Regions from separate parts of the Mus musculus genome. Here region 1 is linked to region 2. The links are chromatin loops, found by intact Hi-C in ENCODE. Cell type or tissue: left cerebral cortex. All regions are shown on one strand. Each heading gives the region's core, and the rest is flanking DNA. Links, peaks and the distances in the headings are about the cores only.

Region 1 (15,947 bases), core at 4,979-12,978, 51 kb before region 2:
CTCTCCTTTCATTCTTGTGCACTCTTTACATGTTCATGGACTCCCAATGCCCAAACCAGAACCCAGTGGCCAGAGATCTAGCTGGGTGAGCATTCTCTGACTGTCCCTCTCATGAGCAAAGCAACTTGTGTGGATTCCATCATGGGATTATGGAGGCAGATGAGTTAGCATGGTTGATGAGAGATTTAAGGATCATTAGTACCTTTTTTTTTTTTTGGTCAAGGGCAGAGGATCACAATGTTTACCTTTGCCAGTTTTCTTTTCCTTTCTTCCTTCCCTTTTCTTTCTTTCTTTCTTTCTTTCTTTCTTTCTTTCTTTCTTTCTTTCTTTCTTTCTTCCTTCCTTCCTTCCTTCCTTCCTTCCTCTCTCTCTCTCTCTCTCTCTCTCTCTCTCTCTCTCTCTCTTTCTTTCTTTCTTTCTTTCTTTCTGTCTTTCTCTTTCTTTTTCTCTCTCTCTCTCTCTTTCTCTTTCTTTCTTTCTTTCTTTCTTTCTTTCTTTCTTTCTTTCTTTCTTTCTTTCTTTCTTTCTTTCTGTGTGTATATTTATGGATGCTCATGTGCAGGTATGAGCACACCATGCTACGCGTGTGGATGTCAGAGGACAACCTGCCTCTGAGTATCCGTTCTCATCTTCCACCTTCTTTGTGGTCGGGTCCCTTGTTTGCTCTTGTGTGTGCCAGGCTAGCTGACTGTGAGCTTCCAGGATGTTTTAGTCACTGTCCTGTTGCTGTGAAGAGACACCACAACCAAGGCAACTGCTGTAAATAAGGCATTTCACTGGGGACTGGTTTACAGTTTCAGAGGGTTAGTCCATTATCATCAGAGTGGGGAGCATAGCAGCACACATGGTGGTAGAGCATAGCTGAGAGCTACATCCAGATTCATAGGCCAAGAGAGAGACACTGGGCATGCTGTAGACGTTTAAAACCCCCAAAGCCCACGTTCAGAGCCACACTTCCTCCAACAAAGGCCACACCCACTCCAACAAAGGCCACACTCACTCTAACAAAGGCCACACCCACTCCAACAAAGGCCACACCCACTCCAACAAAGCCACACCTCCTAATCCTTCTCAACGAGTGCCACTCCCTGATGACAAAGCATTCAAATATGACTAAGCCTACAGGGTTCAGGGTAGGGGCATGGGGACTATTTATATTTAACCCATCACACACTGATTCTCCTGCCTCAGTTCCCTCAAATCAGCATAGGAGCGCTGGGATTACAGTTGCGTGCTATCACATCTGCCCCTTTATAAGGATCTGGGGATCGGAGCTCAGGATCTCATGTTTGCATAACCCCTGCCATCTCCGTAGCCCAAGCCCTCCGGATTTTTATGGCAATGGGCTGGCGCCAAGGTATAGTAGGAGGAGTTTAAGGTTGAGAACTGGATGGATACATGGGACTGGATAAGATTTGATGCCTTATTATTTATAATCCCGCAGGCTGTTCCGAAAAGCGCACTGTCTTCCTTCCTAATGAAAACCGCGGCGTGGCATCTGAAATTACATTTATCTCTTCAACTTCCTTCCTAACCATTGTTTCACGTAGTCTGGTACTTCATTAGTAATGATTCTACTGACAGTTCCCTCAAACAGACCCTCAGCCCAGGTGGAGGAAGATGGATTTTTAACTAATCTTTTTTTGGCATAAACATTTATCACCCAGAGAGTAACTATTGCTTCTATTTTTCATCTGTTTTCTTTGGTGGTACCTGACAGTAGGCTGTCAGGGCAAATTAAAGTGGTGACCGAGCAATAATTGCCTCGAGACAGAAAAGCACGGGTAAAAACGGCTTTTTAAGGCAGTCGATGGTCAAGTCTCACGTCTGGATATTTAGGTGAGCATCTGCGAAGGCAGCTGGCAGGGCTGGGAACGTGTGTTTATGGAGCCTGCTTCGTCTTCTGCAAGTGGGGATTTGTATGAAATAATTCGGGTTTGCTGACTTCATAGCTCAGGCCTCCTGGAGCCCTGCCAGGCCCCTGTGCTTTCTGCAGGAGTCCTGGAGCTGTTAACACTAATCTTGTCTGTCTACCATTCTTTCCCCAGACAATCCCCTCTGATCCTCCCACCCCTTCAGCCCCGAGTCTGTTTACCTAATCATTGAGAACTGCTCCCGGATATCTAAGAAGAGAAGTCAGATTTCTTTCAGAAAGTCAACCGGAGAGCAGCAGGAAAAGTGTTTGGCCCGTTCTCCAGTGATGCCCTTGATGTTCGAGTCTTTGTTTTAGTCAGTTTCTGAACTGACTAAAACTTCAGTGGACTCCCGGGGCTTTGTGCCATGATTTCTTTGGGGACGATGAAGCAGAGCAACATCCTTCCCCTCAGTCAGTACGTGATCTATTTACAATTCTTGGAGGTATTTTTTACGACCGTGAAGTCTAGTGACTTCATCAGTGGGTGGAAGGGGGCCTGTTAGCATGGTCTCCTTTCCTGTCACTTGGCATAGAAAAATGTGACAAAATGGAAAGCTTTGTCTTAGAAGAGAAGGAAGTTTGCTCAGGTTTGGCCAAAGGAGACTTTCATGAGCTGAGGTAGGTCAATTCTTTGGGTTTGAGTTAGGGTTTCATGTAGAGAGTACCTCTAACTGCTGGATGACTGATGCAGGACACTTGGGTTACCTCAACTGCGTCTTCTCCCAGTCTCCTCAGAAGAAACCACAGCAGGAAGGGAAACCATAGCAGGTTGTTTCAGTTTTGCTCCTCAGATCCTTAAAAGTTGCAGTTGGAAAACCTCGCAAAGCTTGTTCCACAGACACACACGTCCCAGGGCGTGAGTGCTCAGGGCTGACCCTATAGAGCGAGTGATTTGATGACTGAGTTATTAATTCAGAATTGCTTCCCTGTACAGAAATCAATACCCATACGTCCTTGCAAACTTTTGGTGTATCGATTAATTAAACAAGGAATCAACACTAATTAAGTACCCTCTTGGTATCATGAGGTAGGATAATGAAATTGTGTGACACAGCCTGTGGCCACAGGAGTTTGTGGTCTCAGGCACAAAGGCAAGAAAACATTACCAGAAGAAGGTGTTCTGAGCAGTGCCTGGGGGGGCTGCAGGCAAGCAAGAGAGAAAGGTGAATGCAGGGATGTCCTGAGGCAGTGACTCGGGACTGGCCTGTCTGAGGCACAATGGCCTGTGTCCAGAGAGTGGCCAGGAGGTACAGGGGCTTTGTGAGTAGAGTCGGGAGTTTCTGTCACTCAAGATGGTGAAGTATGGCTTGGGGTATGCTGTTTCCCCTTCTCAGGTAATAATCTTTTGAATTAATAAATATCTTAATTTAAAAGTCATTTTTTTTTTGTCTTACAGAATTATCTGAATATCCGCACCTTTTTCTTCTTCTTCTCATATCTGGATAGGACATGGTGCAGTGGCTCTCCTTTCATGGCTCAGTGATGTGCTGTGTTAGTACAGTGCTTCATATGGACTGGCTGAGGGGTCCTTAGTGTAAACCTGGTTATGCTAGGTCATCCTGAAATGATATGAAAAGCATTCTGTGGATTTCCTTAGGATGCTGTTTTCTGTAGTCGCAGGATCCATCTCTAGGCTGATGGTGGTTTTCCCTCTTCTCTTGGCTCCCTTTCTTCTGGTCTGGGTTTGGTTTCGAGATTAGATCAGTTACACAAACAGTGTTGGCAAGCTCTCATGTGTTCTATGTTCTGATGTAACATACAAAACCAACCTACTCCATATTTAAAACTGCGTATTTAAAGACCCATTAAAGTCCATCGCCTCTTGGAGGTGGATTTTGGGTAATTTGCTAACTTTTCCCATAGATTCTGGCCTATGCCTGTGAGCTGCCCTCCAGGTGGTTTGGATACCAAACATATTTAGAAGGGAATTAAAAAACTATGCCTTTATCCCTTTGCTCTCCTTGCATTTCTGCTGCTGCGGTGCAATACCTTGACGAAAAGCAACCGTAATGGAGGAAGAAGATAGTCTGTTGTCCAGGTTCCAGTCCAACGCTGTGGGGAAGTCACCTTAAATCACTGGCAGGGATTGGAAGCAGCTATCCAGGTTCACAATCAAGAGCTGAGAAGAAGGAGTGTGTATGCTCTACGCTCGCTCGATAGCTTGTGTTCAGCCCCACCCTTCAGAGTTCAAGACTCTCTCCCTGGGCCAGTGACTCCTAACCTTCCTAAAGCTGGGACCCTTCTGTGTAGTTGCCCATGGCTGTGGTGGTGACCCCCCAACCACAAAATCCCATTGTTGTTTGTTGCTACTTTGTAACTGTGATTTTGCTGTTGTTATGAAGAATCATAAGGCAAATATTTGTGTTTTCCTTAGGTGATTCCTGTGAAAGGGTCTTTCCACCCCCCCCCCCCCCCCCCGCGGGAATCATCCATCTCTGAGGGGGTGGTTCCATCCTCAGCGGGCTGGGTGGTCGCATGTTAACCACTCTAATTAAATCAATCCTTCCTAGACAAGCTCACAGGCCAAGAGACCGTAAACAATCTCCATTTAAGACTCACTTTGCAGGTGACTCTTGTTGAGTCAGGCTGACATGTCTGTCACATCCTTTAAACGTTTTAATAGTGATCTTTTCTACTTTTGCATCTGCATAAGTCTGCTTTTAAGTTCTTAATTCAGGTGACTAGAGACACACACCTGTGCATAGGTTTCTAAGGTGTCTGCTATTGTATTCCCTAGTTTAACAACACTTATTTCAAAAATTATTATTTTCAACCTCTCTTAAATTTATTTGCTTTATAGATTGAGGGCTCAGTTAATTTAATTTTATTCCTTTTTTTTTTTTATCCTAGAAGAATTAAACTGCAAATATCCTAACAAGAGCCACTTGGGCATATCCCAAAGTTCTGAAAGTGACAGCTTTAAAATTTTGCACATTAAAAATTAATTAATTTGTTAGTTCCTTTATTTGTTTAATTTTAGTCAGGAATTATTTAGGACCATAAAATTGATGTAATACTTTTCATATTACTTTAGAAAACATCCCCACCATAACCAGCTTTACACACAGGTCCCATCAAGCATTGACTATGAAATACTGTATTAATGTAACACACTGTGGCCAGTTAGAACAGCAGTGAGTTACCCAAGTGTATCAGGAAGGTCCCCAGAGTAACTTCCTCCTGTTCTCTCTATATTGAAGATTCTATTAACTTGTATAATGGTCCAGGTTCTTACTATTAGTTATTTAAATAACCATTGTTTTATTTGATGCTGTGCAACTTGAAAATATTATTCTGTCTCCCCTTTGGATTTTATATTTATTTTGATATAAAATTTTGACCTGTGTCCTATTTAATATTCCCTATGGCACCGAAATGTCTTAGAAATGAAAACAGCTACATTTATCCTATTTTCATCTATTTAAAAAATTAAAAAATTTCCACTTTAGAATATTAAAAATATTAATATTAAAAGTTAAAAATCTCTGCTTATTAAAATATTGCCAACATTATCTTGTGAATACAACTTCGTTTAATTTTTAGATTCTCATCGCATCACTTTTAATTTTGTGTTTTTCAGGACACTTGTCTTTTTTTTTTTTTAAGGGTTTTGCTTCTTTCTAATGTTTGTTATTATTTTTATGTGCTCTACCGTATTCTTACATGGCTAAGTTCAAATATTCTAGTTTAACTCCTCAGGAACTCATTACATTTATAAAAATCATAAAATCTGTATTTGTATATAGTCAAAATTAAGAATGAGATCATTTTAGCAAGCCTTCTATATCAAGAAAGTATAAGATATAACTTTGCTCCCCAATTCTCACTGATAGCATTTAAAAATAGAAAATGGAGCTTTTGGTTCAGAAACCTGTTGATGAATGCGTCTTAGAGCAATCTGCACTTTTTAGATGTTTTACATGATCTGCAGTTTTTCCTCCTAGACCTGGGGACTAAATTCATGCTCTTCGGCTCCTTGGGCAAGTGCCTGGCACTGAGCTAACCTCCAGTCCTCTTGCCTTGCCTTCTCATGTTACTAATACAGACTGCCTCTAATAGCATTCAGTGTTTACAATCTGTCCTTTTGTATAACAAAGCTTATTAGTTTTGAGGTATCTTTTATTCCCCTACCTAATGGCTATAAGAATTTGAAGAGTCAATGGAATAGGCCAATCTTAAGGTTTTTTTTTTGTTGTTGTTGTTGTTTTTGTTTTTTGGTTTTTTTTTTTTTTTTGGTGGTGGTGGTGGTGGTGGTGGTGTGTGTGTGTGTGTGTGTGTATGTGTGTGATGTGTCTATGGGGTATAGGCACATCATATGGACACATGCAGACATGCTATGGCATGCATGGAGGTCAGAGGACACGTTTCTCCTTGTTTTTCAGTTGACTGCAGGGACAGCCAACCTGTGTGAGTTGAGCTGCTAGACATCCTCCCCTGCTCCCCTGCGCCTTCTTTCTCTGGCAGGAAAGCTGATGTGGCCCTTCCCACTTGGATGGAGGAGTCCTGAGTGCAGGACTCAGTTTGGGCTCCCCTCACCGCTTAAGGCTGGGCCATGGAGTGTAAACTCTCTCCTTCACTACCTGTTGTGAAGGAATTCTCCAAAGATTCCACTAAGCGTTTGTTTGAGCTTCTCCGGGGTGGGCTCCTCCTCAGGAATTCATGGTGTTGGCTCTGGGCACCCTTCTGTGTCTTCTCGCTCCTCATTTGTCTCTGTCATCCAGCGTTTCCTCCAAACCCTGGTGTACAATCCCACAGGGCACAGCCAGCTTCTCCCTAGTCGCACGCAGATATTTAATTAAGATGCTAACCGGGTCCTGCTTGCAATTCAGTCTTCCTGGTCTCACCAGCAACCTCTTTCGTCACCTAATTTGCATTTTACCTCAGAGTCTCCCTTCCCGCACTCAGCAGGGTCACAGTATCTCCTGACTGCTGATAGAAGAGCTCTGCCTGCCGCAGGCACCACCCTGACTACGGCTCCGGGTTCACCTCAGCCATGGCCCACTTTCCCTCTCTCCTGCTCTCATCCTCTCCCACGCCACTCAGTTAATTGGCTTCCTTCTTGAGATAAAACCTAAGGCTGGGCTCTGAAGGGATTTCAACTGCCTAAAACCCTGCGCCCCCAGAGCGTGGGCCTGATGAGGCTGGTTTGGGACAAACAAACCAGAGTCCTGGGGGCAGAAGCAGACTGGGTTCTGGCAAGGCCAAGGATTTAACTCTGTAACTCACACCATCTCCTTCCTTATTCTGGAAGTCTGTCAGCCAATGGGAGATTTACCAGTGTGCACTTCCCCACTCCTAAGCAGAGAGTGGGAGGAGACTATTCTAAACCAGAGAATAACATACACAGATTGTTTTTCAAAGTGGCTTTTCACCCCTCTTCCCATGTGCACTACGCTTTGATGATGATGCTCAGTTACTCAGAACTGTCCTTAAAGCTCAGGTTTGCATGTGGCAGTAATGCACTGCAACAGTGCATGCATATTACCCCAGCATGGCAACAGTGCATGTGAGTCCTCCCAGCCCCACAACAGTGCATGCATGTAATCTCAGCACTGTAAGGCAGGGGGGTTAGGAGCGCAGCTCCTGCTTCACAGTGAGTTCAATATCAGACTTAAAAAAAAAAAAAGAAAAATATAAAATAGAAGAAGTGAAAGAAGAAGGAGATAATGATGAAGAGAAGAAAGTATAAGAATATGAAAAAGAAGAAGAAGACGTAGAAGAAGGAGGAGCAGGAGGAGGGGAAAGAAGAAGGAGGAGGAGGAGGAGGAGGAGGAGGAGGAGAAGAAGAAGAAGAAGAAGAAGAAGAAGAAGAAGAAGAAGAAGAAGAAGAAGAAGAAAAAGAAGAAGAAGAAGAAGAAGAAAAGAAGAAGAAGAAAAGAAGAAGAAGAAGAGGGAGAGGAAGAAGAAGAGGAAGAAGAGGAAGAGGAGGAGGAGGAGGAGGAGGAGGAAGAAGAAGAAGAAGAAGAAGAAGAAGAAGAAGAAGAAGAAGAAGAAGAAGAAGAAGAAGAAGAAGAAGAAGAAGAAGAAGAAGAAGAAGAATGCAATGCTAAAATCCTGGACAGGATGAGGTTGAATAGTTTCTCTTGCTCCCTAAGCCGTATTGTAGGAAGAAGTGACAGGAGGTGGGTGTGAGTTAGTGGAAAGTAAGCCTGGTTTGGAAATCAGAAGCCTCAGCAATCTTCTGCGACTCTTCCTGTGTGTTTCCCAAGAGGAGAAGGCTGGGCTGACAGATCTCTGCAGTCCTGTCGCTTTAGCATCACAGTGACACTGTAATCCTCATGGGAAGTGTCACAACCCTCTCTTCTTTCCATGCTTAGCTAGGCACAAGGGAGAGGTGACTCTGCTCAGTGACAGCAGTGGGATGAGAAGGCATGGGGCGCTTGAGGGCTGGCAGGAGGTGCTAGTACTCAGAAGAGTAGATCTTCATTGCCTTTATTAGTTATTGGCTGGAGGAGGAGAGGGAGGTAGGAAAAGGAGAATGGAGAGGGGGAGGAAGGAGAAAGGAGAATGGAAAGGGTGAGGAGGAAGTAGAGATGGGGAGAAGGAAGAAGAGAATGGGGAGGAGCAGGAGCAGGAGGAGGAAGTGGAGGGGGAGGATGGAGGAAGAGGAGGATGGAGAGAGGGGAAGAAAAAGAGATTGGGAGAAGGAAGAGGAGGATGGAGAGGGGGAAGAGGGGGGAAGAAGAGGACCTGAAAGAGGAGTGAGCCACTGATCTATTGCTAATATCAGATGCTAATGACTTAGACTAGTTTAAATGGGATAATTGAGACATGAGCTAGGAGAAATGAACCATAGCAATTGGCCCAGGCATTAACTCATATATTAGAAGTCTCAGAGTCACTGATTTGGGAAACTTGTGCATGGGTGGAAGAGCCTGCGGTTACTCGTGACCTAGTAGGCACCTGTGGCTGCTGTGAGTCCCTGCAATGTCTGTGTCATGCCCTTCTCCCATCAGCTGACACTTACATTCCTCCCCAGTGTTCCTGGAGCTGAGAGGGTCTGTATGAGTATCATTTGCTCTCAGTACCACGTGCAACGTACGTCTTTAATTAAGACCGAGAGTAGCATTAGCTATGTCTACGGTGTAAGCATCAATATTTAGACAGCAGTGTGATGCTGAGTGTTTATCCTTAACCATGAGTTATGCTTCGTGGAACTGATCTGTGTGGTTGTAAAGATCAACTTTCTACCTATTTATCATATATTCCTTTAAAAAAATAGTTTTCTTGTCTTCCAGATTTGCTTCTACAGAAAACAAAGCCCAGTGTCTGAACCCTCGTGGCTAGCTGAATTCCTATGCTTAAACGTTGTCACGTGGATATTTATTCTCTCGTTTTCTGCTATCAGTACCTCAGGTCTGTTAGTGGACACAGTAGGGGCTGCCACCTCCCACGCATCAACTCATTGCGTCTCTATCTGAGCACAAATGCCAAGGGCTTGAGCTTACAGTTCTCTCTGCCTCCTGCATTTCTTCTCAGGCACATGTAAGGGTGACAGTTTTTCTTGACAGCTGGAGGAAAATAGGCAATCTAGTGAGTTCTCTGGACAAACACAGGAATTCAGGGTAGGATGCTGTAATATTAAAGAACAAAACTCAAGGGAAGAAGAGGAAGAAGTAACGTTGGGTGAGAGACGCCCTTGGGGGTCGTCTGCTGCAGCTTGAATGTTCCCAGTGTAGGTGCTGTCAACGTGAGAGTATCTAGAGGCATCACCTGTAAGAGATTAACTAGGGCCTTCTTCAAGAGAGATCAGGCTCTTATCAATGAAGCTTCAAGCAGCATTCAGCTCTCTTGTCCTTCCGACTTCCACCATGATCTCAGAGCAGGAAGGCCCTTCCCACTCACCAAAGGCACCGTGAACTTGGGCATCTCAGGCTTCGGGACTGTGAGAAATTTATTTCTGTTATTTATGAGATACCTAATCTGTGACATTCTTAGAGTGGTATAAAGTAAAAGAAGATGCGGCCTGACGAAGCTCTGTGGGCAGGCAGAGTTCTAAGCCAGTACTGCCCCTCAGTGGCTTAGCTTTGGCCTAACATGGTTGGCTCTCTATTTAGCCTGTGGCCAGAGTGCAGAGATTTCTGAAGCTCAGGCAACTGCAGTTAAGACAACAGCCCTTCTCAAAAGGGAGATTTAGTTATCTGCACATTGCCATGAGTGTACCATATTCTCTAGATTCTTAGTTCCTGTCCCTTTGGTGGGATCAAATTATAGCATGACTCTAGAGGTCTCGGTGTGCCAATGGATGATGTAGAACATCTATATTACATATTCATGGGGGAGGATGCTTTAAAACAACATCACAATATTGAATCCTATTTTTTTTTCAGTCCCATTGTTATGCTTGGTGGAACACTTCCTAGATGGCTTCCTGTTGCTCTTCCTAGGCCCAGTTTGCTTATGTATGCCACGAGGAGACAGATAATTCCCATCTATCAGAGCACTGTGGAAAGAATTATTGAGAGAACATTTAGTAGCGGTTCAGTGAATGCTATTGAGACAATTAGGTCTTCCGTAAACATATGTCACATGCGAGGCTTGGATCTACATACTTTCTTCTCCTTGTCTCATTGGATCTTCACTCTGTCCCTTTGCTAGAGCCACCAGAGCTAAGACCACAGACTGGTGGCTTAGGACAGAAGGCGTCTAGTTGTGCATTGTTTTGGAGGTTGGGGTCTGGCAGCAGTTTCTGAGAGAGCAAACACAGCGCCGGCATCTATAGCTCTGTTTCCTCGCTGTGGATACAGCATGACCAGAATCCTGAAGCTCCTGCTTCTGCGACTTCCCAATCTTGTGGGCTGTGCTCAGGGACTGTGAAGCACAGCGGATCTCTTTCCCTTAGTTTGCTTTTGTCAGCTGTCTTAGAGCAGCAAGAAGAAAAAGATCGGATCCAGGGATGCTGGTATTGGAGTTGTCCTGTGGAAAGGCAAAAATCCAGCATTAACTCCTTTTTTTTTAAAAAAAAATTTATTAGGTATTTTCCTCATTTACATTTCCAATGCTATCCCAAAAGTTCCCCATACCCCCAACTCCCCTATCCACCCACTTCCACTTCTTGGCCCTGGTGTTCCCCTGTACTGGGGCATATAAAGTTTGCACGACCAATGGGCCTCTCTTTCCACTGATGGCCGACTAGGCCATCTTCTGATAAATATGCAGCTAGAGACCCGAGCTAAAAAGCTTGTGATGTCTAGGCTCGAAAGAAGGTCTCCAGGGATCAAGAAAACTGGTGTCTGGGCCCTGGGCCACCTCGCCTGGTAGGATTCCATCCACTTCAGTTTGGTAAGAGCTGATCTGGGGTTTCCACAAGAAGAGCCTGAACATGATTTCTAAACTGTCAGCTTGTCTGATAATATTAGTAAGTTTTATGTGGTTAGCCTTTGCATGTCTACCTTTAAAATACTTAAGTTACAATTATGTATTTGTGTATGGAGGGACACACGCATGCCACTGTGTACAGACAGAAGTCCAAAGACAATTTGCAGGAGTCGGTTCTGTCCACCCACCTGTGGGTCTCGGGGATCAAACACACCTTGTCAGGTTTGACTTGACGGCATGTGTCTTTACCTATTGATCTATCTGGCCAATCTTTTGTTGTGACGGGCTTGTCCAAAAAGATTTTGCTGACTTTAAACATTGTAAGATTCGTCATCTTATCATTGACTTTTTGGATGTTGAGACATGATGCTTTCATATAGCAATGACTGACTTTGGTTGAGCTATGATGATTTCTTCAGTGATTAACTTTGGTGGTTAACAGCGATTAACATTGATTAACAATTGATCAGCAATGATTAACTTGGTGTCACTTTCATTAAGGCTTGGTGCCCAGCCCACGTGTTGCCTCAACGAAATCTGTACATTTCCATGATAATATTTTAAAAATGCAACTTTGAATAAAGCAGATAACACTTCACGTGTGCGTGGGCCTCAGCAGAAGCAGATGAAGTCCTCAGAGCAAAGAGAGATTCCACCCCCATGCCAAACATAACAACAACAACAACAACAACAACAAAATGGCAGCGAAGAGCTCTACCCTTTAAGATGGCAATCTAGAGACCCTGCCCTGATGTCTGTCTTGCTTGAGTGTCCTGCAGAGTTTGAACCTAAGACTGCAACACGGAGTCTTCTCCAAACCCCCAGAGTGCTCTACAGGCAGGATGTGCCAGCCCCAACAACTGTGTAAGCCACTCCTTAGAATAAATACCTGTCACTGCCTCTGTCATCTCCGGTCTCCTTCTGTTCCTAGCACATCCTCTCGTTGTTTCTCTGTGGGCCTCTAATACATCACCCAGCCAAGGTAACCCGGCCTTAGGTGATAAAGACAATCATGGACTCAGCAAGCTTGAAGGCAGAAGGAACAAAACACTCAACACTGATGGCTACAAACCCCTAAAGTGCTCAAGGACAGATTCTGATGGAAGGTCACTCATGGAAGTCCTCAAGGGGGACCCCGAGTGGGACACATGAAGCCACTCAGTGAGGTGAACGTGGGTGTGGCTCGGGAGACTCTGAGGTGTTCGTGCTGGTACACTTGGCATCCTGCTTGCCTCCTCTGGGCTGCTCAATGTCTTTGAGAATCCGTGAATGAGAGATGGTGAGAATTCTGTCTCCTAGTCTATCAGTGCCCTGGCTACACAGTTGGGCGAAGCCATGCTTTGGCTTACATAGACTCTTTTTTTTTTCTCCCTGGTATCTGCTTACTTCTTAGAATTCCTGGCTCCTAGGAGTTCTTATTAGAAAGGCAGGCTGTCTTAGCAATGCTCTGGACTTCACATGGCTTTCACCAGGTTGTGAAGGGCCAAAGCAGTTAAATAGCTTGGGCCAATGTATGCAGTTGTCCAGCAGCTGGGCTATCATCGTGTCTGGGTGCCTAGCTGCTTTTAATAAAAAAGAAAGGTTTCAGAGAGATAGCCTGGGTAGGGCGAGGGTTTTGAGGGAGTGAGGTACATGCCTTGGGTACGGAATTTAAGGGGTACAAGAAACCTCACTCGTTGAGACAAATGATATAATCATATTCTATTAAAAATATACAAAATCCAAGATGAACAAAACTTTTAAATAAAGACAGGCCTGGTGGACTGACGGGGGCCATGCACAAACAGTGGATCCTATGGAGAAGGCTGCTCGATCTTCAGACCACTTTGCACCATTGCCTGAGCAGTAGTGTAGACCTTCTCAAGCACTGTAGCATGATAAGACGCTTGCAGTATCTAAGACTCAGAGGCAAAAAGACAAAGAACCATGGGAGCTCCTGCAGCGGGAGATTGAGCACAACAACAGGACGTCTGTGTGAAGGAGCTCATGTCTAGGAAATTTTTGGCACAGCATCTAGGAGGCTTAATTTCGAGAGACTTAAATGATTGCAGAGCCTAAGGCTCCCCTAGGTACTGTTCTTTGTATTAAGACTAAGCTAATCAGCCTCTTCAGACGCCCTGGGATATGCAAGCGTCACCCAAGGAGACTCTGCCACCGTTGGGAAGGGAGTTAACTTCCCTGGCTCTGAGGTATCTTTGACATAAGATAAATGCGCTGCCTGCTTTGTTGGGTTTCTCCCTGAGTTTTGTGAGTCTCAGATGAGATAATTGTGGAAATCCTTTATAAAAGATGGTGATCCACACAGTTAGCCATTGTTACTCTGTGGTAGATTCTGGTGGTAGCGGTGGCTTTGAAACAGTAGGGAGCCAACATGAATATTTTTATAGACTGTACCATGCAGGACTTTTTTTGTGAGGAGTTACATTTTTGTGGGTGGCTAGTGGGCATGACTGACTCATAACTTGCCCCCAACCTTGACAGTGAGTTACTGAGTCCCCCACACATCAGGCAACACTTGGAAGCAACCTTCCACTAAGAATATGATGCCGGGAGCTGGCTGGAGGTTCCAGCTGTTAGGTGCACTGTATGGGGAGGGGACTGTCTCAGAACTGGATGACATTCTTAGAGAAGGGAGATGGCAAATGTGAAAGATAAGAGTTGGCTTTAAAGTTGGATGACTGAGAGACACAGATGGGCTCGGCTGGGTCTCTCTCTTGGTTGAGATTAAGCTGGTCCCGAGTCCCAGAAAAGTATTGCATCACCTGGCCAGAGCTGGATGTCAAGAGAAAGATGTCACAGCCTTTGATGACCAACTCAGGGGTCTATCATTCACTTACATGAGCAAAAAAAAAAAAAAAGTATCTAAGTAGCAACTTTTATGGACAATGGGAAGGATCTGTGTTTCTAAGTCAACGGGTATCACTCCTAACTGTCAACACGCTTTCAATAATCGTAAGTGAGTGTGTTTATGACAAAACAAGGTATCAAAGAAACTGCTCGAATACTCTAAGCTCTTGGGACTTGTTTATTAAAGACTCTACTTTGATCAAAGTGTTAGGAAACAGCCCGAGTGTTGAAGGAGCCACTTGGGGGTGATGTTTCAGAGTCAGCTCTGTGACCTTGTGACGACTGAGCCGCACAATACGGTCCTGAGTGGAAGTACACTTTGGAAGCACCTGGCAGGGAGATGGTGTCTTGTTTCCATTTGATGTAGCCTACCACACATCTGATTTCCACTCGCCACAGAGCAGAGCTTCAGATTTGGCGGGCCCCACCCAGATTTCAACACTGACCAAGCTTTTGTATTAAGTTCAGAGTAGGAGATGGTGTGGACAAATAATTCATGTCTTTTGATGGGGAGGGGCAGGGTTGATTTAGGAATGAAATTGTGTGTGTGTGTGTGTGTGTGTGTGTGTGTGTGTGTGTGTGTGTGTGTATACACTTTAAACTACCCATGAAAGGGATTGTATTTGTATCGAACTCTATCAAGTTGTTGATTAAAAAACTAAAAGTGGCCTTTAACTTTCTTACCATGACAGAGATGCCACACCTACAGATGGAGATGGTGAACTATTAATGCTCACATCCCTCTTCCAGCCCATCCTGTAAGAACCACCCATCTCCTTAATTACTTTGTCTGGGCTTAGTCCTATGCATTAGGTAATGTGAGCTAAGCATCCCTGTTAGGATAGAGGGGCCTTAAAATGCCTCCTCTAAGATTTCACTTGAGGGGGATACCTTTGTGGAGACAGGCTTTAAGGTGGACCTCCGCAATTTAGGGCAAAAGTAGACATGGATCATGAGGCAGTAGAAGGGTTTGAGAGGAAATTACCATGGAGATGGGAAGGGCTCAGAGAAAAAGAGAGCATTGCTTGTGACCTAAACATGACAAGGTCTGTTCGGAGCTTTAAACTATTGGGATAAAGGATGAAGGGAGAACACAGAAGAAGTTCCAAAGTTCCTGGTGGACTCTCAGCCTTCACCTTCCCATGATGCACTGGTTAGGTCTAGCCCAAGACTCTTTCTCTCTATCCTCCTCAGTGGAGCAGCTTATGACTACAGCTGGCTGAGACAAGTTTCACAATAATCATATTTAGTAGCTTTTCATAAGTAGGAGGAACAATCTCTTGTAAAGCTGGCTGCCTTCCAGGTTTGTCTTTTAGACAATCAGTTCCTTTTTCGGTCTGTCAGTGTTCAGGTTATTTTGACTGGGAGGGATATGAATCAATACTGTTCTAACAAAACCCCCAATTCCCCGTGAGCCTGTCTTAATCACAAGGGTAAAACACAGAGGCAGACCCCTCCTACCCTGTCAGAATCGCTTTATTTTGATGTGTGGTTTATATGAATGGAACGACTCCAACGAGCCTGAACCGGAAGCTGTGATTTAAACCCTGTTACCCCGGTCTGTCCATGAGCAGCCTGTTTTTCCATACGTATTATTATTAAAGTTTTATCCAAATGTCATGTAGTGTTTATGTTCTTTTGTCCTGGCTTACTTGGTGTATGTAGATCATTAGCGACGTCAACTCATTCATTAGGTCCTAGGTCACAAGAGCAGTATGGCTACCTCTGTCAAGCGAGAACGGCCAGCCCAGGAAGCTGCACACGATATACTTACAACAAGCGTGGTTTTGGAGGTACAGGAGAGGTGTGGAGCAATGTGGACCAGATACATTATCTGTCCAATAAGGGGACCTGAATTTGGTACTTT
Region 2 (15,947 bases), core at 3,222-11,221:
TTTCCAAGCCGCAATTTTCTTATTTGTTAAAAGGAAGTGGTGTTTATCATTTCACAGGTTGTTATGAGAACAAAGTGAAAGGCGGCAATGCAATAATGCATCCGAGACGCTCTGCCCGGGTCTGCACAGGCGTGTGCTTGTGCTGACTGGCTTATTACCTATGCTCCCCGTGGGATGCAGCAGGAAGTAGCATCTAGAGAGAGAGGTGTTGTGTGGGTGCGGGTGAGGGTGAGGGCCCAAGCAGATGGGCAGGGAGCTTCCTGGAATAAAGTACTCACTCTTGCTGTTGGTTAATACATAATGTGCATAACCAGTCAAGGTCAGCTCTCTCTCTCTCTCTCTCTCTCTCTCTTTCTCTTAATTTGGGGGGCTGGAGAGACGGTTCACAGAAGCTAACTATAACCCCAGCTCCACAGGCTCTCACAGGATTCTGTCCTCCAAGGGCTCAGCCAGACATGTACTGTAGCTCTTTTTAGGTAAATAGTAAACACTACAGCTCCTTTGAAGTTTTCCAACGTCCTTGCTGTCACTTACTCTCTTCCTCTGCCTTCTGTATTTATCTCCCAGGTAGTCTTCCCCATGGAGGAACACACCGACTGACATCCAGTACTATGGCGTCAGCCCCGTACTGCTCCACCCTTCTGTGCTCGATGCCTGTAACATCCTCTGCACCCAGGGCCACACTGTTCTACGCTGGTCATTCTGTTGGGACTTGGGGAAAAACAGTTGAATTGTGGAAAATTTAAACAGCAACAACACCAGCAACCTCAAACCTCTCAGAAATTTCCATGTGCTAAAATTCCAGAAGAATTAGAAAGTTACGTGAACGTAATGACACGGGAGCCTTTTGATATGGAAGAAAGGCTTCAGCAAAGCAAATACAGAGGCCCAGTCAAAATGGCCAGTCCTCTGCTAGAGATGTTGTTTTGTTTTGTTTATAGTATGAGGATCAAGCTCAGGTCTCCACACATGCTCAGCAAACTCCTGAGCTTCACCCCAGTCCAGACATTGCGTTCTAATCAACTGTGGGCCTAAGTGCCGATAGTAGGGCCAGCTCTTGCTAAAGAGAAAACTAGATGTATCAGTTAGCTTTTGCTGCGTAACAAGCACCTTCATAATTAAATGACTTAAACCAATATTAAGTATTCAGATATTTAGGTCCTACTTCTGTTGGGTGGCTCTTTGGGTCTGGAGTGGGATTGGCTGATAATGACTGGCTACGTTTTGAGTATGTGATCATCAGGTGGGTTGGTCTAGCGCTGTCAGGTGTTGGGTCCTTCCATCCAAGTGACTGGTGTTTAGGTGATGCTGAGGAGGTTACTGGAAGACCCTCTTCTGTCCCCAACTTGGATCTTGCTCTACCCGCCTTCAAGAACAGAGTGGGCAGGCATTGCGAAGTCCAAACAGGAAGTGCTTTGTTGTAATTGAGGATTAATAACCTTGAAGGGGATAAAACAAACTAACACAGACGGCTTCATGGGATTTTAACAAAACAGGTTGGAACCCTCAGTGGTGCCTGATGCTCGCCGAGAGCCCGTGGAGCTCTGAGAAGCATTTCATCTCATAACTCTTGGGCGTGTTGGGATGCTAGCAGAGCAGAGCTGGCTTGCAGTGCTGTGGGCGGTTCTAGCCCTCACAGACTTCTCAAGCCGTAGGTTTCAGACCTGCTGGGCAGGCTTTGCATCTGGAAGCTGGAAAATACTGGACAGTGAATTTCTGCCCACAGCCAAAATGTCAGCATCAGAGATCAGAGACAAGACTCAGTGCCCTTGGCCTGTAGCCACTGGTAGTAGAGTGAGCTCGCAATGGTGGCAGAAATTTCACACCCAGGGGCCTCCTCCATCTCCATCAACCGACTCCATCTCCAGAGAGTCTTGGAGGAAGCTTCCTCTCCACCTCCCGTTGAATTCTAACGTCCCCTGAGCTCGGAAGCCCACATTTATATGGTGCCAAGTCTTTAGCCAAATGTGGACATGCTGACAGGATGCAAAATAAGACCACTCTGGGATGAGTGGGCGATCCGACTGGGGACGTAAAGAACCTTGAGTTCACCAAAAGCTCACCAAACAGTCTTAGTCAGGACCCTGGCCCATCTCCATGGATATCTAACCCTGAAATGCTTCCGTTGGCTCCTGGCTCTGCCTTCCCCACCATGTTCAGTGCAGACACATGTTTCTGCCCTTGCTGCTGCACTGGAAGTTACCAGCAATCTGTATTTGAGGACTAAGCCTGCTAGCTTCCAGAAAGCTATCAGAAAGCCCCACCAAAACTCACATCCGCCTAGCTATGGGGTGGCTTTGACAAAGCTGCCCCACTGCCCATTAGCTGGTGTATTCACACGGTGGCAAGATTCTTAAAGCAGCAAGTACAGGCTTACCAGGTTTCTGAAAGAATAGTACACCCACGACCAAATTCCCAAATCCCAAACCCTATTTTCCACTGGTTCCTATCTCAGGATGCTCTGTGGACATCCAGGGAGATGCAGAGCTCAGCATGAGAATTCTGCCACATGTTGGTCATTCTCAACAGCATAGAGAGGGAGCAACAGGGAGGTCCTCCCTCTCCCTCTTAGTGAGGTCCTCCCTCTCCCTCTTAGGGAGATCCTCCCTCTCCCTCTTAGGGAGGTCCTCCCTCTCCCTCTTAGGGAGGTCATCCCTCTCCTTCACAGGAGGTCATCCCTCTCCTTCACAGGAGGTCATCCCTCTCCTTCACAGGGAGGTCATCCCTCTCCTTCACAGGGAGGTCATCCCTCTCCTTCACAGGATGTCATCCCTCTCCTTCACAAGAGGTCATCCCTCTCCCTCTTAAGGAGGTCATTTCTCTCCTTCACAGGGAGGTCATCCCTCTCTTTCACAGGAGGTCATCCCTCTTCTTCACAGGAGGTCATCCCTCTCCTTCACAGGAAGTCATCCCTCTCCCTCACAGGGAGGTCATCCCTCTCCTTCACAAGAGGTCATCCCTTTCCCTCTTAAGGAGGTCATTCCTCTCCTTCACAGGGAGGTCATCCCTCTCCTTCACAGGAGGTCATCCCTCTCCCTCTTAAGGAGGTTATCCCTCTCCTTCACAGGAGGTCATCCCTCTCCTTCACAGGAGGTCATCCCTCTCCCTCACAGGGAGGTCATCCCTCTCCTTCACAAGAGGTCATCCCTTTCCCTCTTAAGGAGGTCATTCCTCTCCTTCACAGGGAGGTCATCCCTCTCCTTCACAGGAGGTCATCCCTCTCCCTCTTAAGGAGGTTATCCCTCTCCTTCACAGGAGGTCATCCCTCTCCTTCACAGGAAGTCATCCCTCTCCCTCACAGGGAGGTCATCCCTCTCCTTCACAGGAAGTCATCCCTCTCCCTTGTAAGGAGGTCATCCCTCTCCTTCACAGGAAGTCATCCCTCTCCCTCACAGGGAGGTCATCCCTCTCCTTCACAGGAAATCATCCCTCTCCCTCGTAAGGAGGTCATCCCTCTCCTTCACAGGAAGTCATCCCTCTCCCTCATAGGGAGGTCATCCCTCTCCACATTTAAAAAGCAGCCTATTCACAGATAAGTGTAGCTCTCATCCCTCATCAAAGGAACTTCTTTTGGGGATGGGGGGCTGCAGATGAGACCATTACAGAAACCCATAACTGGTCACAGTACAGAGAATCAGTGGCAGCCAGGTACTCAGCCCCAACTGATATATCTACAACATGACACTATACTTAAGGCTTTGGAAACATTGCAGAAGAGGGAACAGATAGATTGTGAGAGCCAGAGGACTAAGATGTCGCTGGGAGATTTTGCCTCCTGTGTATGTCAGGGACACTGCACCCATGAGAGTCCACGATATGCTTGCCTAAAGCAGACCTGACTAACTATAACACAGTTCATGTCCCATCATGTATGGGGAAATCCTTGCAAGACCCCATACCTAGATGAACTACAGATATTCAGTGATCGCTGAGAGAGAGAATTAGTTTCCCCCAGGGATGAGACCCCATAATTGGCTGTTCAACCCCAAGTGGTCAGCCCTAAAAGCATACACATACAAGTAGTAACTAAATGGTCTCAGTGGGATATTTATATGTGCATGCATGCGTGCACACACACACTAATTAAAGAAAAAGAAGCCATGAATTTCAGAGGGACTGGGAGACTATGGGGACATGGGAAATATATAAGTATACTACACATATATGAAATTAAAAATTCCTTTATAAAAAGGCAGTGGTATCTCTCAAGGCATTTTGGGGATGTGTTTTCATGAGTTCGCTTCGCTTCTGCTCAGGCATGTCGACTTTACCTACTAAACGGGTGACGACATTTTCCCGGGTGGAGAGTGTATTAAGGAATATTTATCCGATGCACTTGTCAACAATGCTCTCCCTGTCCAAGCCGGGGCTGTGAGTCCTCTCATGCTCTGCTCTCCGAGGCTTGGTCATGGCGTTCTCAGGCACTCTGAGTGGACGTGGGCCTCTTGAAACCACTCTTTGTCTTGCTGGATGACTGTTAGCCACACGTGACAGAAAGACTGTTTTCCACATCCTGGTAAGGAAATCCTCTACAAGAGCAGCAGACTTTCCCTGCCCTCCTCCACCGTGTCCTTGCCAGGAAGGGCTAAATAGGCCTTCTGTAGTCACTTCTCCTCAGCACCTTACACCACAACTCAGTTACAGACCCTGAGCCAGAAAAGTTAGCTTCTGCTCGGAGACCACAGGGCCCATAGAACAGAGAGCTGTTTTAGGATGGAGGGTCTGCGCCCAGCCGGGTCCAGCCTCCTGCAGACACATGGCATCTAGGGAAATGTCCCCTTTCCTCTCCCCTCTTCTCCTATAACTTGCATAGCTCTGCATGTATATATTTACTTAAATATTCAGCTCCACTTTTCGTTTTCTGTGCCAATGACCTTCTGAGGCAAGAGGCTTAACCAAAGCGCTGAAATTTACACGTAATCCATTACATGCTACTGAAGTGATGTTTGGAAGCGTTGGCCTTATCCAAACTAACTCCTTGTCCAAGACAAATCTTTTTGTCACCGTAAATAGATGCCATTGCCCTGGGGAGTGGGTGGGGGAACCCCATGCTGCTGGTAACTGGTAGACTGTAACTCAGTAAAAACATAGTTCCTCTGATGATGTGAGGTTTCTACGTGCCTTCAAGAGTTACCATGGCCGTTCATTTCTGCCCACTCTGTGCCTTCCACATGTGGCTTCTCTGCTTGTTCATGCGTATCCTTGATGTCGCCTTTTTATTTGGTGATGATGGTAGTGAGTGTGAGGTAGGTTGGGAGAGGTTGTGGCAGACATTGCTGGGTCTCAGGACCTATATTTCTGAACAGTGGCTCTCTCTGACTCTAGCATTCTGGTTCAATGTTTTTTGACCCTTTTGAGGTATGTAGTCTGAATCTGCTTTAAGTACTGAGAGGGGGCTGTAGTGGTTGGCCTGACTGATCAGGAGGCAAGCTTGCTCTCCATATCAGGAAGAGCTACAGACCCATGGCGCTGCCCTCCAGGCTCAGCATGGGTTGTAGACACAAGAAAGATCTGTGCCTACTCTGAAAGCTGCTATCTGTATGGCCACTGTGACTTGCCATTTCTTCAGGACATACAGCGAGTGGCTCTAAGCTATTTTCCTGGGCTCCACCCCTGAGCACACCTGAGCATGCGTGGCCAGAACAGAAATCCCGCTCATTGAAACTCACCTCATGTTTTCCTGGAAAATAAACATCAGTCCAGTGGGATGCAGAATTTCAGACTGGAAGAGAAGAAACAAGAAGCAACATTATGATCTGGCCCTGCTACATTGTATTAGATGTGGGCTGAAGACTTTCTCTCTACAGTAGAGTATGGCTGGCCTGAAGCCAGGAAGCCTTCCATACTGCCTCCACATAAGATTTACTTTTAATTACATGTGTGTCGGGGGTATGTGCACATGAGTGCAGGTGACCAGAAGTATCAGAACCCTCTTATGCTGAAGTTACAGGGAGTTGTGAGGCATCTGATGTGGGTGCCAGGAATTGAACTCAGGTCCTCTGCAAGAGCAGGGAGTGTCCTTGACTACTGAGCTGTCTCTGCAGCCCTGTCTATGAGTTTGGATGCATGGTTTGCACACATGCACACCTCCATGCACACCTATAGGCACACGTAAGTCATGGCTGCTGTGATTCTTAGTTGCATCCATCTTATCAACCCCAACGACCTCTGGTGTGTCACTGCAGCACCCTGAGCTCCAGCGTAGGCACTGAGAACACATTTCCAGGAGATCCATTTCTGCCGTGCTGTCTCTTCTTTCAGTTTGATATTTTATCGAGGCCTCAAGAGCAAGGGAAAGAGTGCTGAGAAGAATCCAGGTCCCAGGGAAGAGGGGACTCTGGACCCATCTCAGGCTGTATACCCTGAACTGTATTACCGGCCATGACCATGAAGCAGAGCTTGCAGGTAAGAGCCCTTGTCTTCAGTGCCACCATCAACATCTGCCTTGATTTCCAAAGAGCTAATGCTGGGCCACCATGGCAGAACCTCCTATGCTCACACTGAAGACCTGTTAGGAAGCCCTCGCCGGCTCAGGTCGTCCAGGACGTGAGGGTCTTTACAGCCCTTTTTTGTTTTCTTGCCCGTCTCTGTTGGCTCAGGTTCTTCCTGTTGCATTGCCACATCTGACCACAAGCACCAATCACTTTCTAAATTGCCCAACTCTTCTCATGAGCTTTCTGTGTCCTCAGTCAATGAGAGGTATACCTCTGAAATCTCATGTCACACGGAGACCACATCAGCCTTTGACATACACATGTACTGCAGTTAAGAGCACTGGCTGCTCTCCTAGAGGTCATGATTTCAATTCCCAGCAACCACATAGTGGCTCACAACCTTCTATAATATGATCCAATGCTCCCTTCTGGCATGCAGGTATATATGCCAATAGAGCACCCATATACATAAAATAAATTATAAAAAAAAAGACATCTAAGTTGTTGATGTAAGAAACACAGCATCCACCCTAAAGGGGATAAGAGATAGTTAATCCTAGAGCCAAATACGATTGCAGTGCAGAGTGGCAGAGTTTTCACTGAGATTTGTAATGAACCACTATGACACTGGTTGCCAACATGACAGGATTCAGAAGCGTGCAGGAGCGAGATCTCTGAGCATATCTGTGCGAAACTTCCAAGGTTAAGTTAATTGAGGTGGAAAGATCCATCCTTAATTTACCATTGATCTTTCAATAAGAGACTATAAAAGTTTTAGACATTACTTTAAAATCAGATAAAGAAGTCTTTCCTTGTCTCCAGCTCTAGCAAAGAGCCAGAAAGTACCACAAACGTGTGCTTGCTTGGTGCCCTGGTCACACTAATAATAATCTACAGACCCACATGTGGGGAGCTCAAGATGGCCGAGCAAGCCCTCTGAGGCGGCAGCTGAGGCCATGCCAGCACGGACTCCTGGTTTCAGCTCTTTCCACACATACAGACTCCAAGTCTTTTCTTTCTCTTTTTTGCTCATCCCAGACTTAAATTCTCCACAATGTTTTGAACAAATCTCATGTAGCTTGTGTGTTACTTCTTTTGATATCAACTTAAATAGTGAAAGATTTAAGACATTCAGTGGGAAAACACATCACATAGTCTAGTTAATGCCTAGTTAGATAGCTACTTGTAATTGTACACGTTTGATGGAGACAGTGATCACATGTCTCATGCATCTTGGTATATAGCCACAGCACCGAGCACTTAATACGCTGGCACGCTTTGCTTTTAACGCTTTGAGAATTTCGTAAAAGTATGCAGTGTACTTTGATCACAACTACCACCATCTTCCCCCCTCCTATTGCTCCCAGATCCTGCCCCCAGACCTGCTTCTGACTTTGTGTCTTTCTTCTTTACAATACACTCAGACCCAGTCAGTGCTGCTCAAACGTGCATCTGCATGGTAGGAGCATGGTTAACCTATCAGAGGCCACAGCCCTGAAGAAAACTGGCTCCTCGGTTAGGGGTTGGGTCCTCCCAAGCCCTTCCTCCTCTTGCTTGATGTTGACTGGCTTGATTTGGTGCAGGTCTTGTGCCCTTACCCACAGCTGCTGGGAGTTCACGATGCAATAGTCCGGCTGTGTCTGGGAGACACGATTCCTAGATTCCTAGAATGCCTCCTTTATCTCTGGCGTTTGCCGTCTGCCCACTCCCTCTCCCTCCATGTTCCTTAAGATTTGAGAGCAGATGGTGTGATGTGGAAACCCCATTTATGGACTGTCAGCCCACAGACATTCTCTTCCTTTGGATCAGATGTGTGACTCTGCTAATCACTGTCTGTTCTGGAAAGAGGCCTCTCTGATGAGGACTGAGACCTGTCTAATTCGTGGGTATAGAGGTAAATATTAGGAGGCAGTCTGATACTTTGTCTGTTTACAAAGAAATAGTAAGAGAGTCTCCTCTCAGGACCATGAGCTGCCTAGCCACACCTTTTGATGTGAAGAGTCCTTCTGGATCCTTACATGGCAATAGTTGAAACCAATACATGTAGAGAGACTACCACCCTCCCATTGTGGCCATTCTTCCTCGATAGTGTTTTGTGACAGGAGCTCTACTATTTTTTTGAGGAGCAATGCCTGCTTAGCTAGAGACCACATTCCTCAGTGTCCTTTGCAGCTATGTCCAAGAGTATAGTCAGGCCAGTGGGACATGGAAGTAAGAGGTGGCTGGAGTTTTTGCCTGTCCTTAAACAGAAGTTTCCAGTTGGTTATTATTGCTTTTGTTAACTCTGCCTTTGATAGTGTAGGAGAAAACTTTTACCTCTCACTGGCCCTGGGGTGGGAGCACATACACACACACACATGATCACATGACCCTGTGGAGGGCAGATACACATACGTGTGATCACATGATCCTGGGGAGAGAGCATACACATACATATGGTCATGTGACCCTGGGGAGGATACACACACACACACACACACACACACACACACACACATGATCCCATGACCCTGGAGAGAGAACATACACATACACATGATCATGTGACCCTGGGGAAGGTACACACACATGGCTCTGGGGAGGTCATACACATATATGATCACATGACTCTGGGGAGGGAGGTAGCACACACATATATTACACACACATATGATCACATGACCCTGGGAAGGGCACATAAACATATGATCACATGATCCTGGGGTGGGCACACATATACATATGATCACTTGATCCTGGGGAGGGCATACACACACATATGATCACATGACCTGGGGAGGGCACACACACACACACACACACACATACATATGATAACATCACACCTGCTGTCTGCCAGGCACCACGGGGAGGTCACTGAAAAGTCTGAGTCATATCTACCCCCTAGTGTGGAGAAGCAGTTGGTATTCCTGGCAGAGAACAGGGAATTATAAATGTTTACAAAGGAGATGAAGGAATTAAAAACACCCTAGTGACAACATCAGATTTCCCGTGTTGAATAGGGTATCCTTCAAGATGTCGAAAAGATCATAGGAAGTACTGCATTGTTGATAGCAATTGAGAATAGACCTGTTTTCATGATCCACCACCCATACAAAGCCCAAATATGGAGCTTGAAGTTATAAACCCTGTGACGTCAGCCAGCGTGTAGCCCCACTACACAGTTACTAATGATGCTTGCACTATGGTTGTACATGTCTGCTCTAGTGACATGTGACAGTCAGTGTGTAGCTCCACTACACATTTCATTGCTAATGGGGTTTTCACTCTGGCAGTGTGGCAGCTCTAGTGAATTCTGTGGGCATCTTGTTGGGAATGTAGCTCTAGAAGAGAGGCCGCTCACACAGATTCCTTTAAGCCAGCAGTTCTCAACCTGTAGGTCAGGACCCCTTTAGGGGTTGAATGGTACTTTTTGCAGAGATTGCCTAAGACTAACAGAAATAACAGATATTTACATTATGACTCATGACAGTAGCAAAGTTACAGTTCTGAAGTAGCAATGAAAATAATTTTATGATTGGGCATCACCAAAACATGAGGCACGGTCTTAAAGGGTTTCAGGGTTGGGATGTTGAGAACCAATGCTTTAAGTTGGCTTGGTTGTGCCTGGAGACACATGCACTATCTATGGTGGCAGCCTCTCATGTGGAACAGCTGTAACAGGGGACAAGCATTCTAGAACATTCCCAGGAAGCCCGGCATGCTTCAGCTACATCCGACATGACAAGGAGCCCCAGATCTTTCCGGCATTTTCTGGATTTTTCTTCTCTCTCTTTATTTGGTTGAACTCTGCAGACTTCTCTGTCAAGTGCTATTTATATGATAGATATAGACACAGGAAAGCCATTTCACCCTCCAGGGCTGGGTGGAAAAAAAAGAAACGAGATTCTTGCCTGAGAGTGTCACCGGGAGCTGCGGTCACTCCCCGTGATGGAAATACATTTTACGTCTTTTTCCTTCCCCTCTGTGCCTTTTATATAAACAACAAAACACATTGAATCAATTTTTCAAGAAAACTTACAAAATCCGAAAACACTGCCGACCTTTAACGGTGGGTAGCATGAATTATTGGGGGCTACAAAGAAGGTTTTTAACTATTGAAACATGTTGGCAACCTGAAAAATGAGTTCTCCCTCCTTCCAAACCGTTAAAAATAGCTTTTATAAACTCTTAACTCCCTGTGAGGGTGAGCTGGGCATTAATCACCTTGATGACATCTTCTATTTAGGCCGTGGATAAGTCTACAACCCTAATGAACCACTTTCCTGAGGAAATTGGTCAAATCCCACCTGGAGGGAGGGGGGGTGAATCACAACAGCCTCACCATTCAGACAAATCTCTTTTCAAGGAGCCTTAAAGCTTCTCTCATTCTCCAGCGAAGACAGCCTCATAGGAAACAATAATAGTTTAATCTCTTGAAAAATTTCCTTCCTGCGCTGCAGCCGTCAGACAGGTAGTGAGAGCGAGCCAAGGAAAATGCAGAGAGCCCCTGCCAAGCCCTGGCTGCTGCCTGGCTTCTGCTTCCCAGCCTCACACAGAAGCCTCCATACTCTGCCTGCTGGAGATGTTCTGGCTTGGCTCAGTGGCTGACCCTCCTGTCCCGCCTTGCCTCTGAAGGAGAGAGCAATGGAAAGAAACAGTGTCGTTGTTGACTCGTCCCATGGCTGAGTGTCTGAAAGCCTCTCTATTCCTCTGGGGCTTTCTAGGACACCCTTTTCTTAGGGAGACACATTTTATCTGGAAACACACACACACACACACACACACACACACACACACACACACACACACATGGAGCTCTCAGGGAAGTGCAGAGTCTGCCTGGTGTATCCCCTGTGCACTGTGTCTGGGCTTGCTCAGAGGACCTCGCTGCCTCCTTGCTGAGCAATGCTTCCCCAGGCTGCTGGGACTGTAATAAGGCTCCAAGGAACCTGAGCAATTTTGAGATTTGTGGGATAGACAGGATCCATATTCAGTAAGTCCACTGGCTTTACCCGGGCTACCCAGTTCACAATGCCAGCCTGTAGTGACGTTCAGCAACCCGCAGGGGATTTTTGTCAGGCCCATTACGTATAATAACTCCTAGGGATTAGCCTGCAGTGCTCATGGATGGCTCAAGCTCTGTGTAATTTGCTTCAAAAGAGCTATTTCCCATCAGCAAGATTGCTAGAATGAGCACATTGACGGTTGGCTCCTCCTCATCTGTGTTCTCTGTGTGTATGTGTGTGTTTGTGCATGTGCAAGTGTGCATGTTTGTGTGTACAAATGGAAGCCAGAGATAACACTGGGCACCATCTTCTCACTTCCTCCTCCTCCTCCTCCTCCTCCTCCTCCTCCTCCTCTTCCTCCTCCTCTTCTTCCTCCTCTTCGTCCCCCTCCTCCTCCTTCCCCTTCATTTCCTCCTCATCCTCCTCGTCCTCCTTCATCTTCTCCTTCTTCTTTGTCTTCTTTGTCTTCTCCTCCCCCCCACTCCTCCTCCTCCTCCTCCTCCTTTTGGAGACAGAGTCTCTCACAGAACCTGGGGCTCCCCGATTTCTCTAGATTGGCAGGCCAGGAAGCTCCAGGAAGCCTCCTATGTCTGCTCCTCCCATGCCCCCTCCGTGCTGGGTTTGCAGCCCCACTTATCACATGGCTGCTTGGCATTGAAACAAGGTCCTCAAGCTTGAGTGGCAAGCACTGAATCTCCGTAGCTATCATCTGCGTTCTTGACTAGTCAGCTGTAATTTTCACTGTCTGTGCTCTCCAGGGAGCATCTCTGCCCAAACACATCCCCAAGTTTTCTGGCTCCCAGGCACCCCCCCTTTTTTTTTTTATCCAGTCTTACTTCTGGTTTTCCTCTTGGCTTGGCCACTTCAGGAGCCATGTGCAGAGTCTGGGCAAACTGAATTGTATTTTAATTTCATGTCTATTTCCCGTACTCATATTAGTGACTTGGAATTTAAAAAAAAAAACAAGAAAAAAAACCAACACAACTCTCATGATAGAGAATAGAACATTGTCTAATCTCTCAAATAAATCGAGAGGAGGCTCATTAGCTGAACTGCTGGGTGGCACAAAAGTTAAGTGAACCAATTTAGTTATCATAAAAATAGCCTCTCCAGGCCACCCACCGTGTCTAAGAATTCTTTGGATCAATTCCCATGTTTTCAGGCCAAGTAAGAAATACATGGAACAGAACCTGCTTTTATCTAATTTTCCCCGTCACCGTTGCGAGTAACTGAAGGCAAATTCCATAAATTCTCCTTAGTCAAGCGCCTCAGCCAGCACCTTAACAGGCTAAGTAAGAAATGTTGTAGTCTATCCAGATGCAGTAGCTGAGGACAGACCCTTGAAGTGAGGATAAATAAAGACCAAAAGACAGACAGGATGCTCATCATAATGCTGGTTACCATAGCAACTAATCATGAGTGACATATTGCCAGCAATACACGAGAGGGTGGTCAACATTAGTGACATGAACACAACCTGCGGTTCTTACAGATGTGCAAACTCATATTTTCTAAAAACAAAAACCAAACAAACAAAATTGGAATATTCTTATGCTATATTAATTGAAAAAATCATCGAGTGTGATATATTTTTCTCCAATGTATCTATTACAAACAAAAGTGTATTTCTGATTCATGGACTAGAGTGAACTTACTTCATTTTTATAACTTTTTTTTTAATATCTCAGATGACCTTACTACAGTTTGGTGATACAAACATCACTGAGACATCGGCCACAAGCAACTTTGTGTTTGTAGGATGGTGAGTTCCTTGTGATTATTTCTGTTGTGCCTGTGTTAGGTCAGGGAGTAGAATGGACAGAAAAGATAATTTGTCTTCATGAGGGGCAGTGCTAATCCTAATGGCTGCCCAGTTTGAGGTGGAAATCTTCAGCTGCCTTAAGCTGGTATGGAGGGTCTGGAAGGTTCTAGAAGAGCTGCTGGTCTTTAGTACAACTTGGAAACTTAAAGACGCTGCGTTGTGACAGCAGTGAAGGGTAGCTGCCACAGTTACAAGCGGGGAGACGCAAACCGGAAATGACCTTGCCAGGGAGACAAGCATGCAGAAGGACTCCTTTTGTGGGGTCGGCCATTGGAAGGCCCTGCTCACCAAGAGAATCCCTCACAGCTGTGCTTGGCGGCTGGCTATGTGCTTGATTTCAGATGTCGTCAAGCTGGTGACCAAGACAAACTGTCACAAGACCTTTGCTCCTTGTAACTCTTTATAATTGCTATAGTGACACTTTTTTAAAAAATTATTATTATTAAGAAAATGGGTTTTCTGCTTGGCTGCAGAACTTCCAAAACTTCCAAGTTTCTTTCTGTATTAAGTGTCCCGGTTTCTGCTCCTGGTCTTCCAGGTGCCCAGCTTCAGCCGAGCAGAGCACAGTCCTGGCTCCTCCGTGTTCAGAGAGAGGGACCCACCACAGAGGTGCGTGGATGCCCCTCGAGTGGTCCTCTCTACACCCAGCTACAGATGGAAGCCCCCCTTTATTTGCCTGTTATATGGCTCTGCCTTAGGTGAGGATGGAACCTTCACAATTCACCCTGCCCTTTAGTCTATCCACAAATCTATCCACTTCTGTGACATCAACCGCAGGCCTCCCTCCTACACAGGGGTGATTTCTTGTTTACGCCAGCTCCCACCCTTACCTGGAGCAGATGTCCTACAGTCTGCCTTTGTCCCCAAGCCACCACTGAGGACCTATTCTCTTATTCTCTGCTTGTTCTGCACATCTTTGGCCACACATTTACCAAGGGAACCTACCTCTAAGACTTTCTGTCTCCCCAGGTGCTACTATGGGACGGGCATCTTTATTTATTTATTTATTTATTTATTTATTTATTTATTTATTTATTTTAATTTATTTATTTAATGTATATGAGCACACTGTAGCTATCTTCAGACACACCAGAAGAGGGCATCGGATCTCATTACAGATGGTTGTGAGCCACCATGCGGTTGCTGGGAATTGAACTCAGGACCTCTGGAAGAGTAGTCAGTTCTCTTAACCGCTGAGCCACCTCTCCAGCCCCAAGGGTTTCTCATCTTAATGCTAACTTGTTAGAAGGGCAGAACGGAAGCATGCCGTTTTTAGTTTCTAGTTCCTGAACTGTTTGTTTTAATCACAGGAGAATTCCCACTATGATTGTGACTGCAGCAATTTTGACCAACTTGTTTAGCTATGGACACTAAAAGGCCACTTTTGCCTTGTTTGGCACTCCTGGGCCATGAGACTTGAGATGGTCTTTTTCTGATTCTTTTCTCTACCTGTGTCAGGCAACGTGGGCCCAATAATTCTCAGGTAGAATTGTGCAGGCACCATGCCTTATGATTCTTCTATGAAATCTGCTTAGAGGAGGAAGCTCAGAGAATAGACAGGCATAAAAAGAGAGAGAAGGAATTGTGGGAAAGACAGTGAGAGCAAAATATTTGACTATATTCTTTAAAACCTTTGTGCTGTTTATTTGCACTGAACACTTTTTATCTAAGAAAACAAGTTATATTTTTAACTTGAAGAGGAAGGGATCTGTGTTTGTCTACTACAACAAGAAAGAAAATCCTGAGTTGACTTGGCTTCTGCTGGTAGGCCCAGAGTAGGAAAAGCTGCCAAGAAACAAACAAGTCTAAAATATGCTATATTAACCCACGGCTTTCTAAAGATCCACTGAATTAATGATCCGCTCTGAACAGGAGTATCTTCAAATAGTAAAAAATGGCCAAAAGGAATTTCCTCAGAGACTGACTGACTGAGGAGCCAAATACAATCTGAAATAAAGAGGATGCATTTGGCTGGCCAGGAGGGAGAACTGAGGCCTGCCCAGTAGCCGCCTCTCTGCCCACTCTCTTCTTGGGTGCTTCTAGCCATGGTCAGATAAGTCCTGTTATGCCTGGCTGAACTTCAGAAAGGTTCTGTGACCAACCTATCAAATAAACAAGGTGTGGTGGGAACCAGAACTAGACTCCACAGGGCTGAGCCCCACCTTTGAGCTCAGAAGCCGGCCGGCTCATCTTACAGGATACCTGGCCCAGGTCAGGGCCTTGTGGTGTGTCAGCTTGGTTTGTTTCGGGCCACAGCTTGAGTGACTCAGGGAAAGTTCACAAACATTGTGGCTGTCACCCCATCTTACTTCCCTGGTTTAGGTATAGGAGTTGGGGGCTGGCTTAGAAGAGTCAGGTGGCTCATGAGAACATGAGGGATCCTGGTCTAATTTGTGCCGATGTATGTTGGCATGGGGCAGGATGGGGGAGTGGGTGACCCCCTGGACAGGTGGGCGTGGACTTTCATTCTCTTGCTCCCTCTCCTCCCTCCTGCTCCAGGCTTCTGTGCCTGTGTTCATCAAGTCAGTCAGGTTGCCCTCAGTCTCAGGGGATGCTGTGTTTCTCTACATCTCATTCTTCACCAACAGAGTGTGCTCCAAAGATCTCCAGGGGACCAAAGGATGGTGGAGCAACCAGGAGGGAACCAAACACGTTTGTTGACCCACTGTGTAGAATCCTTCTTTCTGCTAAGCATCAGACAGA

What was found. Hi-C counts contacts between places; a loop is a spot of excess contacts. Peaks named below come from ENCODE experiments on the same cell type or tissue, not always from the same donor. Only the 100,000 strongest peaks of a DNase experiment are listed, where the experiment ranks them.
Region 1: it touches region 2 in a loop (5-fold over the local background); 2 of 42 quality-filtered maps call a loop at or near these places.

Annotation. Positions count from the first base shown.
Region 1 is chr16:93,429,057-93,445,003 of GRCm38, reverse strand. The region is part of intron 1 of 1700029J03Rik (RIKEN cDNA 1700029J03 gene); the gene reads left to right. Among named protein-coding and RNA genes, the nearest start is that of 1700029J03Rik, 22 kb to the left of the region's middle. In left cerebral cortex, for the core only: no CTCF peak of the experiment used is centred there; DNase peaks (open chromatin) are centred at 6,993 and 8,091; H3K4me3 peaks cover 254 bases.
Region 2 is chr16:93,376,461-93,392,407 of GRCm38, reverse strand. No RefSeq gene overlaps it. Among named protein-coding and RNA genes, the nearest start is that of Mir802, 15 kb to the right of the region's middle. In left cerebral cortex, for the core only: no CTCF peak of the experiment used is centred there; DNase peaks (open chromatin) are centred at 4,539, 8,166, 10,187 and 10,942.